Regions from separate parts of the Homo sapiens genome. Here region 2 is linked to region 1. The links are chromatin contacts, found by Hi-C or POLR2A ChIA-PET in ENCODE. All regions are on one chromosome and are shown on one strand. The core of a region is the stretch at or near the end of the contact, and the rest is flanking DNA. Distances in the headings are between cores, read along the strand shown. Region 1 holds the start of MYCBP (MYC binding protein). Region 2 overlaps LOC124904088 (a long non-coding RNA gene).

What was found. A loop is a pair of places that touch in the nucleus more often than their neighbours do. ChIA-PET counts read pairs that join two places held with the same protein, here RNA polymerase II (POLR2A). Pooled maps may share reads with other maps.
Region 2: a map with no recorded cell type shows a loop between it and region 1 (3-fold over the local background). The contact joins the enhancer-like site here to the promoter of MYCBP in region 1. A Hi-C loop is called at or near these places in 1 of 37 single-sample maps with no recorded cell type and 6 of 50 pooled maps. POLR2A ChIA-PET finds 5 or more read pairs at or near these places in 8 of 52 experiments (IMR-90, Panc1, T-cell and 5 more).

The regions. Positions count from the first base shown.
Region 1 is chr1:38,867,797-38,874,597 of GRCh38, reverse strand. It overlaps MYCBP (MYC binding protein), which reads left to right and starts at 1,250. Exons shown (of 5, transcript NM_012333.5): 1 at 1,250-1,307; 2 at 1,508-1,580. The coding sequence starts at 1,293. GJA9 (gap junction protein alpha 9) reads left to right here. Exons shown (of 2, transcript NM_030772.5): 2 at 1-529. The coding sequence ends at 47. All of the region lies in intron 1 of RRAGC-DT (RRAGC divergent transcript), which reads right to left. All of the region lies in intron 1 of GJA9-MYCBP (GJA9-MYCBP readthrough), which reads left to right. RefSeq lists an enhancer at 1,694-2,216.
Region 2 is chr1:39,043,509-39,050,647 of GRCh38, reverse strand. It overlaps LOC124904088 (a long non-coding RNA gene), which reads right to left. Exons shown (of 3, transcript XR_007065970.1): 2 at 2,661-3,612. Among named protein-coding and RNA genes, the nearest start is that of NDUFS5, 21 kb to the right of the region's middle. Within about 2 kb of position 2,652, at least 10 of the 41 ENCODE cell types and tissues checked have a DNase peak (open chromatin) inside an H3K27ac peak, as active enhancers do; they include endothelial cell of umbilical vein, where a contact is called at or near this core.

The DNA.
Region 1 (6,801 bases), core at 1-2,500:
CGAACAATCTCATTGGTAGGCGGGTTCCCACAGATCTTCAGATCTAAACAGCGGTTGGCTTTTAGACATTATATATATTATCAGAGAAGTAGCCTAGTGGTCGTGGGGCACAGAAAAAATAGATAGGGGCAGCTCTAAAGACCAGCTGTTAAGACAGACAACTGCAAACTCATTTAAGCAAGAGAAAAACAGCTCTAATTCGAGATTGTGAAGCAACACTTCTAAATTCAAAGACATAGAGTTGTCAAATCAGGATTTTTTTTTTTTTAAATGATATCCTTTCGAATGTAACTGATTTTGGGAAAATCACATGTTCAGAATTGAGGCTAAATGGTTTGATCAGGTTTTCTCTTTGAAGAGACCACAGCCTTAGGAAATGGTTCTTGATCTATACAATTCCACCTTGGACACTGGGTTAATTCTGTTTGCCCCTGGAACACAATCACGTAAGTTTCCTTCTAGACTGGCATCCTGATGTGTCTTGAGTATAATCACATGTTGCTACCTAGTAAATAAAATCTTAAGAAGATCCGTGGCTTTCCTTCACCAGTTCATAGCATCGTGATTCATTGCCCGGATTGGACTCGACTCTACTCACTGGACATCTAACCACTCCACTTAATTAACAATACCCACCCTACAGGGGTGTTGTAAGGATTAAAATTTAAAATACCCGTGTTTTCTACAGTGCCTGGCTCAAAAGCTACTGCAAGCTCGTTACTGCTCATCCTCCAGAGGCCCACATCAAGTCAGCCACGACTCAAGGAGACTCCAAAGATAAAAGCTGAAGCCAAAATATATGATTCTAAACACCCTCCTCGGCTACTGCAAAGCACTGTGAGCACTTTCTCAGGACGAGAGCCAAGAAGCCCAGCACCTATGGGTCACCACAGTTTCCGAGGTCCCAGATGAAAAAGATGCGCTCGCTACCACCGTGCGGCGGTCCTTTCTCTCGCAATAGTCTCAATGCTCCCGGGCCCTGCCTCCGGACGCCAGGACAGAGGTACCAAAATCTCACCTCCTGCAAAGAAACCTAATTGCTACGGGGGCCGGAAGAGGAAGAGGTGCGGCTCCGACAGCCAGAGGGGCGGGCATACGCAGCCTCCCTCGGCTCAGCCTGCTACTGGGGATGCAGAGCGTCCTGGTCGCCATGAAAACAGGCCACACCTCGGCGATCCCGGCCGGTGGTTTGCAAGTGCGCAGGCGCGCGCCCCCTTCCGCGCATGAGCAGTGCTGCTCCCAACCCGCCAGTCGCGGTCTCCGGCGCCAGCTACGCCGCTGCCGCTGTCACTATGGCCCATTACAAAGTGAGGGGGGCGCGGCGTGGCTGGGGGCATGCGGGCGGTAGCAAGCCGCTGGTCGGCTCTGGGTGGGAGTGGGGTCGCGCGCGCAGGTTTGGGCGGGAGGGCCCCGAGGTAGTGAGGCGGAGGCGGGGTTGCCGGACTCCCAGCGCCTTCTTCCTGCTCGGCTCCCGGGCTCTGGCCACTGACCCCCGGTGTCTCTTCAGGCCGCCGACTCGAAGCGTGAGCAGTTCCGGAGGTACTTGGAGAAGTCGGGGGTGCTGGACACGCTGACCAAGGGTGAGCCTGGGCTAGGAGAGGGTACCTCGTGCCCTCGTCGTGCTCCCCGGCGCTGCCCCGTTCCCCAGCGGGCCGTAGCGTGGGGAAGGAGGGGAAACAGATGGGGCCCGTCCGGGGTCCAGCGAGGTGGGCCTCGGGGTTCAGCAGGGACCTGGCTGCTGGACGCCGCCCGGGTGGGGTAGCCTAGCTCCGCTACCCTTCTCCGCACCGGGAGTGAAACTCTTGCAGCTGTTGCAAAGTCTCTTCAACTTCCGTTGCTTTGCCTCCAGCAGCCGCAGTGGACATGTTTGCCAAGGACCTTCAGATCCCAATTCCTCCCACCTTACGGTTTTTATGGAGTCCTCAGAATCTTGTTAAGAAAGTTTCCCTCCAACAAAGAGCAACTGGAAAAATGACCGAATTTCCAAGTGGGCTATGAAGTAGCTGAGTGAGCCTAATCCCCAAAGTAGGAGATTCATAGCGAATTTGGCTGTGGCTTTTCAGCCCCCATTCCTTAGTCTGTCTGTGTCAATTCTTATTTTGTGTATATTTCATAAAGTAGAATTACAGCTTAAAGAGCTCGAGGGCATATCAAGGTGGTTACATTGTTTTCACTTTTTAAAATGAAAGCTTACTGTTAACGCTGTATCTCTTCATTCGTGGCTTCAAGATCTAAGTTAAGTAGATGAGTAAAGTGTTGGAAACAGGAGGATTTCAAGGGGTAGGGTACAGTTTACTTTATTGGCTTAGCACTAATTTGAATGCCTGCTATGTGTCACTCAACTCACTGGGATATTCAAGGGTGTAGAATGGAATTGTTCGCAGGGATGAGGACTTGGGTCATATGAAACTAGGAAGTTTGGGAAGTGGGAAATAAATTGGTAACTGCCCTTTGGACAGAAGCAAAGTTTAGAGGAAAATTCTAGGAGCATAACTCCTGGGTCTTAGAAGAAAGAAGGCTAGTAATTTTGAATTGCTACCTATTTGGGGTTCAGATAATAGTTTACCTCTTTGCAAATAAACTTCAGCAAGTCTTAAGGGACTACTCTGTGAAAGTACTGTGCTATGTTGTCTCTGAAAGTGTCACAGATGCTTTGAATGTCATTCCGTCTAAAAACTCCTTACGTTCATTTCTTTCATTTAATAATTTTACTCAGGTGTCTGTTCTGCACACTGGAGATAAGCAGGGGAGGATAAAAGTCTCGGCTCTCATAAGCTTATATCCTAGTTGAGGGAGAGAAATACATAAATAAATATGTAGTGTCAGCTAGTGGTAAGTGGTACAGATAAAAATACAGCAAAGTTAGGGATAAAGAGTAACAGGTGAGGCCAGGCACGTGGCTCATGCCTGTAATCTCAGCACTTTGGGAGGCTGAGGTGGGTGGACTGCTAGAGGCCAGGAGCTCAAGACCAGCCTGGGCAACATGGCAAAACTCCCATCTCTTAAAAAAAAAAAAAAATTGCTGGGCATGGTGTGTGCCTGTAATCTAGCTACTGTGGAGGCTGAGGTGAGAGAATCACCTGAGCCCAGGAGGTCAAGGCTGCAGTGAGTTGTGATTGTGCCACTGGGCAACAGTGACACTCTGTCTCCAAAAAAAAAAAAAAAAAAAAGTGACAGGTGGGATGTGTGTGTCATTTTATATAGGGTGATGGGGGGAAGGCCTTTCTTAAGAAGTAATTTTTGACCAGAAACCTGAAAGAAACAGAGTTTCAGGAAGTCTAAGGAGGCCAGAGTGGTTGGATGGAGCAAGTGAAAGACTGAATGGTAAAAGGCAGAAAAATGACAGTTGTAGGCGGTAACTGACTACACAGAAGATGTTGCCCAGGCTGGAGTGCAGCGGCATGATCTCGGCTCACTGCAACCTCCACCTCCGGGTTCAAGCGATTGTGTTGCCTCAGCCTTCCAAGTAGCTGGGATTACAGGCATGTGCCACCATGCTTAGCTAATTTTTTGTATTTTTAGTAGAGAGGCGGTTTCACCACATGGGCCAGGCTGGTCTTGAACTCCTTACCTCAGGTGATCCGCTCACCTCAGCCCCGCAGAGTGCTGGGATTACAGGTGTGAGCCACCGCCCTCCACTAGAATTTAACCTCTCAATCTCCTTAGATTTCCAGGCTCCTAAATAACATCAGCCAACACAGTATTGATGTGATTTATTAAAAATTTGATTTTCAGCTCCAAACATAGGTGCTTTACACAATTCTATTTGTTTTTTTTTTTTTTTTTTTTTTTTTTTTTGAGACGGAGTCTCGCTCTGTCGCCCAGGCCGGACTGCGGACTGCAGTGGCGCAATCTCGGCTCACTGCAAGCTCCGCTTCCCGGGTTCACGCCATTCTCCTGCCTCAGCCTCCCGAGTAGCTGGGACTACAGGCGCCCGCCACCGCGCCCGGCTAATTTTTTGTATTTTTAGTAGAGACGGGGTTTCACCTTGTTAGCCAGGATGGTCTCGATCTCCTGACCTCATGATCCACCCGCCTCGGCCTCCCAAAGTGCTGGGATTACAGGCGTGAGCCACCGCGCCCGGCCTCTATTTGTTTTTACTTTTTATTTTTTTTGAGACAGAGTCTCACTCTGTCACCCAGGAATGCCTGGCCTCAAGTGATCCTTCTGCCTTAGCTTCCCCAAGTGTTGACGTTACAGGCGTGACCCACTGTGCCCAGCCTCACAAATTTAATTTACATATATATATTTTTTCGAGACAAGGTCTCTGTCGCCCAGACTGGAGTGCAGTGGTGCAGTCATGTCTCAGTGCAGTCTTAATCTCCCAGGTTCAAGCAATTCTCCCACCTCAGGCACCCAAGTAGCTGAGACTACAGGCACGCACCACCATGTCCGGCTGATTTTTAATTTTTTTTTTTTTTTTTTTTTGAGACGGAGTCTTGCTCTGTCACCCAGGCTGGAGTGCAGTGGTGCGATCTCTGCTCACTGCAAGCTCCGCCTCCCGGGTTCACACCATTCTCCTGCCTCAGCCTCCCAAGTAGCTGGGACTACAGGTGCCTGCCACCATGCCCGGCTAATTTTTTTTGTATTTTTAGTAGAGACGGGGTTTCACCATGTTAGCCAGGATGGTCTCAATCTCTTGACCTCATGATCTGCCTGCCTCGGCCTACCAAAGTGCTGGGATTATAGGCGTGAGCCATCATGCCTGGCCAATTTTTTTTTTTTTTTGTAGAGTTGGGGTGTTGCCCAGGTTGATCTCAAACTCCTGGGCTCAAGCAATCCTCCTGTCTTGGCCTCTCAAAGTGCTGGAATTTCAGGAATGAGCCACTTTGGCCTAAATTTTTACAGCTTATTTCCAAGATGATTTGAAATAGTTTATAACATTAAAACACTATGAAAGGATGGCTAAAGATGATAAATCATTTGGAAGCTGAAGCATTTTAGCTATTTTGAGCGCTATATCAACCTCTAAAAATCCTGGCTGCGAAGGCAAAAAGGGGAGCATGATTGGGTATAGAGTTCTTGTCTGATTACAAGGAAGTGCATTTCATCTATAGAACAGCACAGGAAACTTTGTATTTACAGTATCTTCTGCAACTATCAACCTTTCAAGTACCAGTGACAAATGAGAAGCTGAAAGAAATGGGGTGGGGGAATAAGAGGAGGAGAGAGTAGAGTATTAATATTCATGTCTTATAAAATGAGGATTTGGCCAGGTGTGGTGGCTCACACCTGTAATCCCAGAACTTTGGGAGGCTGAGGTGGGTGGATCACCTGAGGCTGGGAGTTCGAGACTAGCCTGACCAACACAGAGAAACCCCGTCTCTACTAAAAATACAAAATTAGCCGGGCATGGTGGCACATGCCTGTTATCCCAGCTACTAGAGAGGCTGAGGCAGGAGAATCGCTTGAACCTGGGAGGCGGGGGTTGTGGTGAGCCAAGATTATGCCATTGCACTCCAGCCTGGGCAACAAGAGCAAAACTCTATCTCAAAAAAAAAAACAAAAAAAAAAAACCAAATGAATTTCTCAAAAAATAGTGATTTTTTCATACTGTATATTATTTTGGTAAGTTATTAAAACTCTAAAAGAACAAAAGGGAAGTATGTAAGTTGGTTTACAACAGGACTTAACTTGGGGTCTAGATATCTATCACTGTTTTTTTGTTTGTTTGTTTTGTTTTTTTGTTTTTGAGACAGAGTCTTGCTCCATCGCCCAGGCTGGAGTGCAGTGGCACGATCTCGGCTCACTGCAAGCTCCGCCTCCTGGGTTGACGCCATTCTCCTGCCTCAGCCTCCTGAGTAGCTGGGACTACAGCCGCCCGCCACCACGCCTGGCTCATTTTTTGTATTTTTTAGTAGAGACGGGGTTTCACTGTGTTAGCCAGGATGGTCTTGATCTCCTGACTTCGTGATCTGCCCGCCTTGGCCTCCCAAAGTGCTGGGATTACAGGTGTGAGCCACTGCGCCCAGCCACATTTTTTTTGTGTGTGTTTACTTTTTTTGCTTTTATTAGATTTTTCAAAGGGTTCCATGCACAAAAAGGCCAACCACTGATTTAGAGTTTTTTATCTAAGTAGTAAATTCTAGGAGGAATTTGTTCCATAGATGAAGAGCAAGGCAGTGCTCATATGAGTGATTAGATATGAAACCACTCAAGTATATCTTATTTTAATGTTGATTTGAGCATGTTGACTACTGGTAAAGTTTTTGGTTGGTGGTTATTTAGCAAAACAAACTTAATTTTTAAGACCATTTTTGAATTCAGAGCTTCTTCCGGTAATTACCATAGTCCTGTTGATTCTTTCCTAAATTCTCGAATTTCTTTCTTCTCACTGTTCTCTCACTCCCATCACTCTACTGCAGGTTGCTGTCTTTTTAAACTGGATTACCACATCAGCCTTTTAACTGTTCTTCCTGTCTTTATCCTTGTCCCACTCCAGCTGGTCCACATAGCAGTTAAGAGTGGATCCTGTCACTCCCTTCCTTTAAACTGTTTAATTATGTGCCAACCAAATTTGCATGACTCTCCCTAATCTGGCCATGACCACCTTTCCAGCTTCCTTTCCTGCCAAATTACATCTCCAGCCATACTTGAATTTTCAGTTCCTCAATACATTGTTTTCTTGCTCCTGGGCCTTCCCATTTTATCTGAAACACTCAACCCCTAGGTATCAGGTCTTTGCCTTCCTTTAGGAAGCCTTCCCTGATGTCCTAGGTTTGCTTAGGTGTTCTTCCAGTGTGCTACTGCAACCCATTATCCAGTATTCCTGCTTGATACCCTCTGTCTAGTTCCTTGCAT
Region 2 (7,139 bases), core at 1,403-3,902, 170 kb before region 1:
CATGACTCACTGCAGCCTCAACCTTCTGGCCTCAAGCAATCCTCCCATCTCAGCCTCCCAAGTAGCTAGGACCACAGGCAGGCATCAGCATGCCCAGCTAATTTTTTTGTTTTTTGTTTTTTTGTAGCAGCAAGGTCTCCGTATGTTGCCCAAGCTGGTCTTGAACTCCTGGGCTTAAGCAATCCTCCCACCTCAGCCTCCCAAAGTGCAGGGATTACAGGCATGAGCCACTGCGCCCAGCCTCTGGATCTTACTTTATAGCTTGTGTTTCAGCAGGCCTCCTCTAACATTGCTTCTGTGGGGAAAGTGCGGATGCTACCTTATTTTTACCAGGAGGGTGTGGAAGTCCAGGTTTTCCACTTGGCCTCCATTGACACCGGTGTTGGCAGGGCTCCTTCTTACTGCTGGGCAGGGGTGGGAGTCCAGTTTCTCTATTAGGCATTCACTGATACCACACCGGCTGGGAGAGGGAGTGGGCCTCCACCGACATTGTTGGGAGAGGTGGCCTTGATTATGGATGAAAGGCCTGAGTGGATAACTAGGCCTCTTCTACATCACCCTGGTGGGGAAGGGAAGGAGTACTTCATTACAGCCTAACAAGGTTTGGAGATCTAGGCTTTCCACTTGGCCTTTGCTGATGGGGGTGAGGGTGGGGCTGGAGTAGAGGGGCTATAGTCTAAAGGCTGTCTGTCGGCTGGATGCAGTGGCTCATGGCTGTAATCCCAGCACTCTGGGAGGCTGAGGCAGGCGGATCATTTGAGGCCGAACGAAAGGCTGAGGCAGGCAGGAGAACTGCTTGAACCCGAGAGGCAGAGGTTGCAGTGAGTCGAGATCGTGCCACTGCACTCCAGCCTGGGCGACAGAGTGAGACTCTGTCTCAAGAAAAATCAAACCAAATGAAAACTAAAAATAAAAAAATCAAGGCTGTCTGTCTTTCTAGGCTGTTTATTTTCTTGTCCTTTGACTCAGAAAGCAGACTTGCAGGACACCATGGTTCACGCTTATAATTCCAGCACTTTGGGAGGCTGAGGCCAGAGGATTGCTTGAGCCCAGGAATTTGAGATCAGCCTGGGAAACAGTGAGACCCCCATCTCTACAAAAAAACATAACAAACAAACAAACAAAAAAAACAAAAAGGCCGGGCACGATGGCTCATGCCTGTAATCCCAGCACTTTGGGAGGCCGAGTCGGGCGGATCACCTGAGATCAGGAGTTTGAGACCAGCCTGACCAACATGGTGAAACCCCATCTCTACTTCTAAAAATACAAAAAATAGCAGGGCGTGATGGTGCATGCCTGTAATCCCAGCTACTCAGGAGGTGAGGCAGGAGAACTGCTTGAGCCCAGGAGGCAGAGGTTGCAGCAGTGAGCTGAGATCGCGCCAGTGCACTCCAGCCTGGGCAACAAGAGTGAAACTCCGTTTCAAAAAAAAAAAACAACTGTATTGATTAGTCAGGCATGGTGGCGCAGATCTGTAGTCTAAGCAGCTTAAGCCTGGGAGATCAAGGCTGCAGTGAGCCATGATTGCACCACTGCACTCCAGCCTGGGCGATAGAGCAAGACACTCTTTCAAAAAAAAAAAAAAAAAAAAGACAAGCTTTTCTTGGGGCTTTTGTCTGCAATCGTTGGCAGTTTTGGGTTGCTGGCTTCTCCAGTACCCATTCTGACATATATGAGGCAAAAAGAAAACTTAGGGAGGTCACTGCTGAGTCATTCCTTGGATCTGGAGGTCCCTAACCAATCTGCTTTCTTCTTGTTCAGAGTCATCTTATGTTCATTTTGTATAATATAGAGTGTTTTTGGGGTTTTTAGCTGTACTTAGCAGGAGGACTGGGGAAAAGAATATCTACTCTATCTCTCAGAAGCAGAAGTTGCTCCAGATACTTTGAAAAATTAAAGCCAGTGTTTAAAAATTCCTCAAAATGGCCAGGCATTGTGGCTCACACCTGTAATCTCCACATTTTGGGAGGGCAAGGCGGGGAGCCTAGGGGTTGGAGACCAGCCTGGACAACATGGCGAAGCCCTGTCTCTACAAAAAAATTAGCTGGCATGGGGCGGGAGCGGTGGCTCACGCCTGTAATCCCAGCACTTTGGGAGGCCGAGGCGGGAGGATCACGAGGTCAGGAGATCGAGACCATCCTGGCTAACATGGTGAAACCCCGTTTCTACTACAAAATACAAAAAAATTAGCCGGGCGTGGTGGCGGGCGCCTGTAGTCCCAGCTACTTGGGAGGCTGAAGCAGGAGAATGGCACGAACCCCGGGAGGCGGAGCTCGCAGTTAGCCGAGATCGCGCCACTGCGCTCCAGCCTGGGGGACAGAGCGAGACTCCGACTCAAAAAAAAAAAAAAAATTAGCCAGCGTGGTGGCACATGCCTGCAGTCTCAGCTACTTGGGAGACTTGAGGTGGGAGAATCACCTAAGCCCCGGGAGGTAGAAGCTACACACTCCAGCCTGGGCAACAGAGTAAGACCTCGTCTCAAAAAAATTTTTTTTCTCAAAGAAATGTAGACTTCTGGTTGCTCATGAAATGCTGGAAGATGAGTCATCCTGGGCCTGCACTTTGATTTGGTAACAGTTGGCTGTTGCTGGGTGCCCACTGCCCCGTAGACGGATTATACTGCATTGAATTTACCGTAGGTCCCACCCGTTCATACTCACTTAGAAAAGGCCCGCATCACTCATCCTTGCATGACTGCCAGAGTGTGAACTTGCTATCTCTGTATTGAAGTTGTGTTTCATCTCCAGGAAGTGTTGGCTGCAGCAAAGATTGGATGTGACACCAGAAAAAAAGAGTCATTGGCAGGATCCTTTAAGGATTCTGCTACATCACTGCAGAAGTGTTCTGTCTCCCAGCACAGAAAGTCTGCCTTAGCACATACTGTTCTGAGCAGTTACAGTTTTTAAAAAAACTTCCCCTCCCTTATCTTAGGAAACAGCTAGCCCATTTCTCCTCTTAATTAACCCCTAATCATGACTCAGTTACTCAGTTACGCTCCCAGCCCATTCTTGTGGAAGCCCTGCAAAGCAAGCCAGTGGGACCATGGAAACGTGTAATTTAGCGAAGCCTTGGATTCTCAGTGGCTGCAAAGTGAAGCCCCGAGGGGAGGTAGCTTTGTATTCTAAAACAGCAAAGAATGCTGTGTTGGTAGCTCCAGCCAGATTGGTGATCTGAGTAATGTGGACGTTTCAATAGGCCCCAGCAGAGTCCTAAAAATATAGTCTGCCTGGTCAGCTCTGCCATGTCAGTTTCTAAAACTGTCAGCACCAGTAGGGCAGCAGAACCACTCTCAAAGCAGAGGCTTTTCAACTTTTGGGTTCACTGACCGCTTTCAGGGACAGGAGGCCTCACCAGCCTCCTAGCCTCTTTGATCCCAGGCACCCTGGCTTCTTCCTGAGAGGGAAGCATGAAGGGGAAGCTGCCCATCTTCTCTTGCCTGAATCCTCACCACTCCTTGTCTGCAGCTCTGTGTCCAGGAACAGCCACTGTTGCTTCCGACAGGAGCTGAGAAATGATGAGCTCTTTGCTGTATTTTGATAAAATGAAGCCCAACGTGGACAGCAGGCACGAGGTTCCTGCAGGAACCTTGGCTTCTCTGAGGTACTCAGGCCTCTGGGGAACCAAACACAAAACAATTTGATTTGTCATCAAGGACACCAGCTCAACACATTTGCAGATGTGTTTGGCCTGGAACATCATCCTTCTCCTTGGCCACAGTGCCATGTGACTAGCCCTCCAATGCCACAGGGAAATAAGAGCACTGGTGTCAAACTAGGAGGTAACGCGATTCAAAGAGACCCTTCAGGAGGGCTTGGCCATAGATAAAAGGATGAGGGGGAAGGGTAGGCAGGAGGAGGAGAAAAAAGAAACAGCAGTAGCCATGGTTATCTTTTGTCTAGTATCTACTGTGTACAAAGTATTTTGTGTTAGATGCTGTGTGTGTGTGTGTTCACTTAATTATCAGGGAAATCCTGTGAAGTAAGAATGATCTCAGGCTGGGCACGGTGGCTTGTGCCTGTAATCCCAGCACTTTGGGAGGCCTAGGCGGGCAGATCACGAGGTCAAGAGATCGAGACCATCCTGGCTAACACGGTGAAACCCCATCTCTACTAAAAATACAAAAAATTAGCCGGGCATGGTGGCGCACATCTGTAGTCCCAGCTACTCGGGAGGCTGAGGCAGGAGAATCACTTGAACCTGGGAGGTGGAGGTTGCAGTGAGCTGAGATCACACCACTGCACTCCAGCCTGGGTGACACAGCGAGACTCCATCTCAAAACAAAAAAAGCAAAAAAAAAACAATGATCTCTACTTTGCAATTAAAGAAACTTTGACTCAGAGGCTGGGCATGGTGGCTCACTGTAATTTCAGCATTTTGGGAGGCTGAGGTGGATTAATCATCTGAGATCAGGAGTTCAAGACCCGCCTGGCCAACATGGTGAAACCCTGTCTCTACTAAAAATACAAAAAATTGGCCAGGCGGTGGCTCACGCCTGTAATTCCAGCACTTGGGAGGCTGCTGAAGTGGGCAGATCACCTGAGGTCAGAAGTTCGAGACCAGCCTGGCCAACATGGTGAAATCCTGTCTCTACTAAAAATATAAAAATGAAGGCCGGGTATGGTGGCTCATGCCTGTAATCCCAGTACTTTGGGAGGCCGAGGTGGGCAGATCATGAGGTCAGGAGATCGAGACCATCCTGGCTAACATGGTGAAACCCCATCTCTACTAAAAATGCAAAAATTAGCCGGGCGCGGTGGTGCACGCCTGTACTCCCAGCTACTCAGGAGGCTGAGGCAGGAGAATCACTTGAACCCAGGAGGCGGAGGTTGCAGTGAGCCGAAATCGTGCCATTGCACTCCAGCTTGTGCAACAAGAGTGAAACTCTGTCTCAAAAAAAAAAAAAAAAAAAAATATATATATATATATATATACACACACACACATATACAATATATACAACATTGTATGTATGTGTGTGTATACACACACACACACACACACACACACACACACATATATATATAGAGAGAGAGAGAGAGAGAAAGTCCAAAAGCGTGGCTTTTGGAACTGATTCTGGGCTAGGTATAGATCCCAGGAGAACCCGTGTTCTACAAACCTCACTCTGGGCAAAACTGACCCAGACTGGGTTTTGGGATGCTTGATGTAATGAGGCAAGTGGCGCGATCTTGGCTTACTGCAATGGAGCGGCTCCTTCTGCCTGCTGCCGTCAGATTCTCTGCTATCTGGCTGGCAGGACAATTCGCTATGGCCTGGCTTTTGCAACTGATTCTGGGCTAGGTATAGGATCCCAGGAGAACCCGTGTTCTACAAACCCCACTCTGGGCAAAACTGACCCAGACTGGGTTTTGGGATGCTTGATGTTAATGAGGCAAGTGATATGTCTACTGAACTTACTGCTCCAAGTAGGACATTGTAACTTTGAGTTCCCCTCATCCCTTTCATATTGGAGGAGTTGTCTGGGCAGCAGGAGCTACGGCAGGCCAGGGTTGCTCTAGTTTTTAGCCAGAGCTAGCAGGTAAGTGCCTCCCAATGATATGCAGATTAAAGATAAGTAATCCTGGCCCATTTCTGCTCAAGTGGCTATAGTTTGCAAGTGACAGCCACCAATTCCAGGGACTTGAATGGCTACTGGAATTGAGGAAGTCCTCCCACTGACTGGGCTGGGTAGTGCAGGGAGGGAGAGGACACCATTCTGACTGACTCCAGACTGACATCAGGACTAGTCTCCCTAGGAGTGCAGGGACTTTACCTCCTCTGCATTTTCATGACCACTGTCCTAGGCCAGTTGTGTGCCTCCTCACTACAAGCCAGCAATTGCTGGGCCAACATATGCTTCCTGAAAACACAGATCCAGCCTCTCTTGTTCTTTCCACTTATCAGGTGGCTCAAAGGCTACCCAATCAATCTTCCAAAAGCTCAGATCCTAAACCTACACGGGCTCCCCAGTACCATCAGTAACTCCTGTACTTGCTTTCATGGCTCATCTCATCTTTTCAATCTTTGCTCCCTCTTGGTGTTTGGGCCTCAACTACTTTTCTCCTCCTTCTCTCCTCCTCCTCCTCCTCCTCCTTCTTTCTTCTCCTTCTTTCCTTTTTTTTTTTTGAGACAAAGTCTCACTCTGTCACCCAGGCTGGAGTGCAGTGGCGCCATCTTGACTGACTGCAACCTCCTCCTCCCAGGTTAAAGCGATTCTCCTGCCTCAGACCACGCCCGGCTAATTTTTGTACTTTTAGTAGAGGCAGGGTTTCACCAGTTGGCCAGGCTGGTCTCGAACTCCTTACCTTGTGATTCACCTGCCTCGGCCTCCCAAAGTGCTGAGATTACAGGTGTGAGCCACTGCACCCAGCCTTTCTCCTTCTTTCTTCTTCTTCCTTCTTCTTCCGCCTTCTCCTTTGAACCCAGCAGTCAGAGGTGGCAGGGAGTCAAGAGTGTGCCACTGTATTCCAGCCTGGGCTACAGAGCAAGACTCCATCTCAAAAAATAACAATAATAAAACTTCTTCTTTCTTCTCCTCCTCCTCCTTCTTTCCTTCCTTTTTTTTTTTTCAAGACAGTCTCGCTCATTGCCCAGACTGGAGTGCAGTGGCGAGCTCTCTGCTCACTGCAACCTCCGCCTCCCAGGTTCAAGCAATTCTCCTGCCTCAGCCTCCCAAGTAGCTGGGATTATAGGCATGTGCCAACACGCCCAGCTAATTTTTGTATTTTTAGAAGTGATGGGGTTTCACCATGTTGGCCAGGCTGGTCTTGAACTCCTGACCTTGTGATCTGCCTGTCTCAGCCTCCCAATTCTTCTTTCTTCTTCCTTCCTCCTTTCTTCTTCCTCTTTTTCTTCCTCCTCCTTCTTCCTCCCTCCTACTCCTCCTGCCGCCTCCTCCTCCTTCTTCTTCTTTGTCTTTCTCTTCTTCCTTCCTCTTCTTTCTTTTTCTTCTTTTCTTCCTGTTGGGGGCAGGTGTTGCACCAAAATCCATAATGCTGACATGTAAACCAGTTCACAATGGAGGAACTCTGATTGAAGAGGATGTCAGGGATCTGCTAATTCCTTCTCCACTTCCGTTTTAAAACCGCTGCTTGAACCAAATGGTTCTGATCACTGTTGCTCTCAAATACCTCCATGCTGGC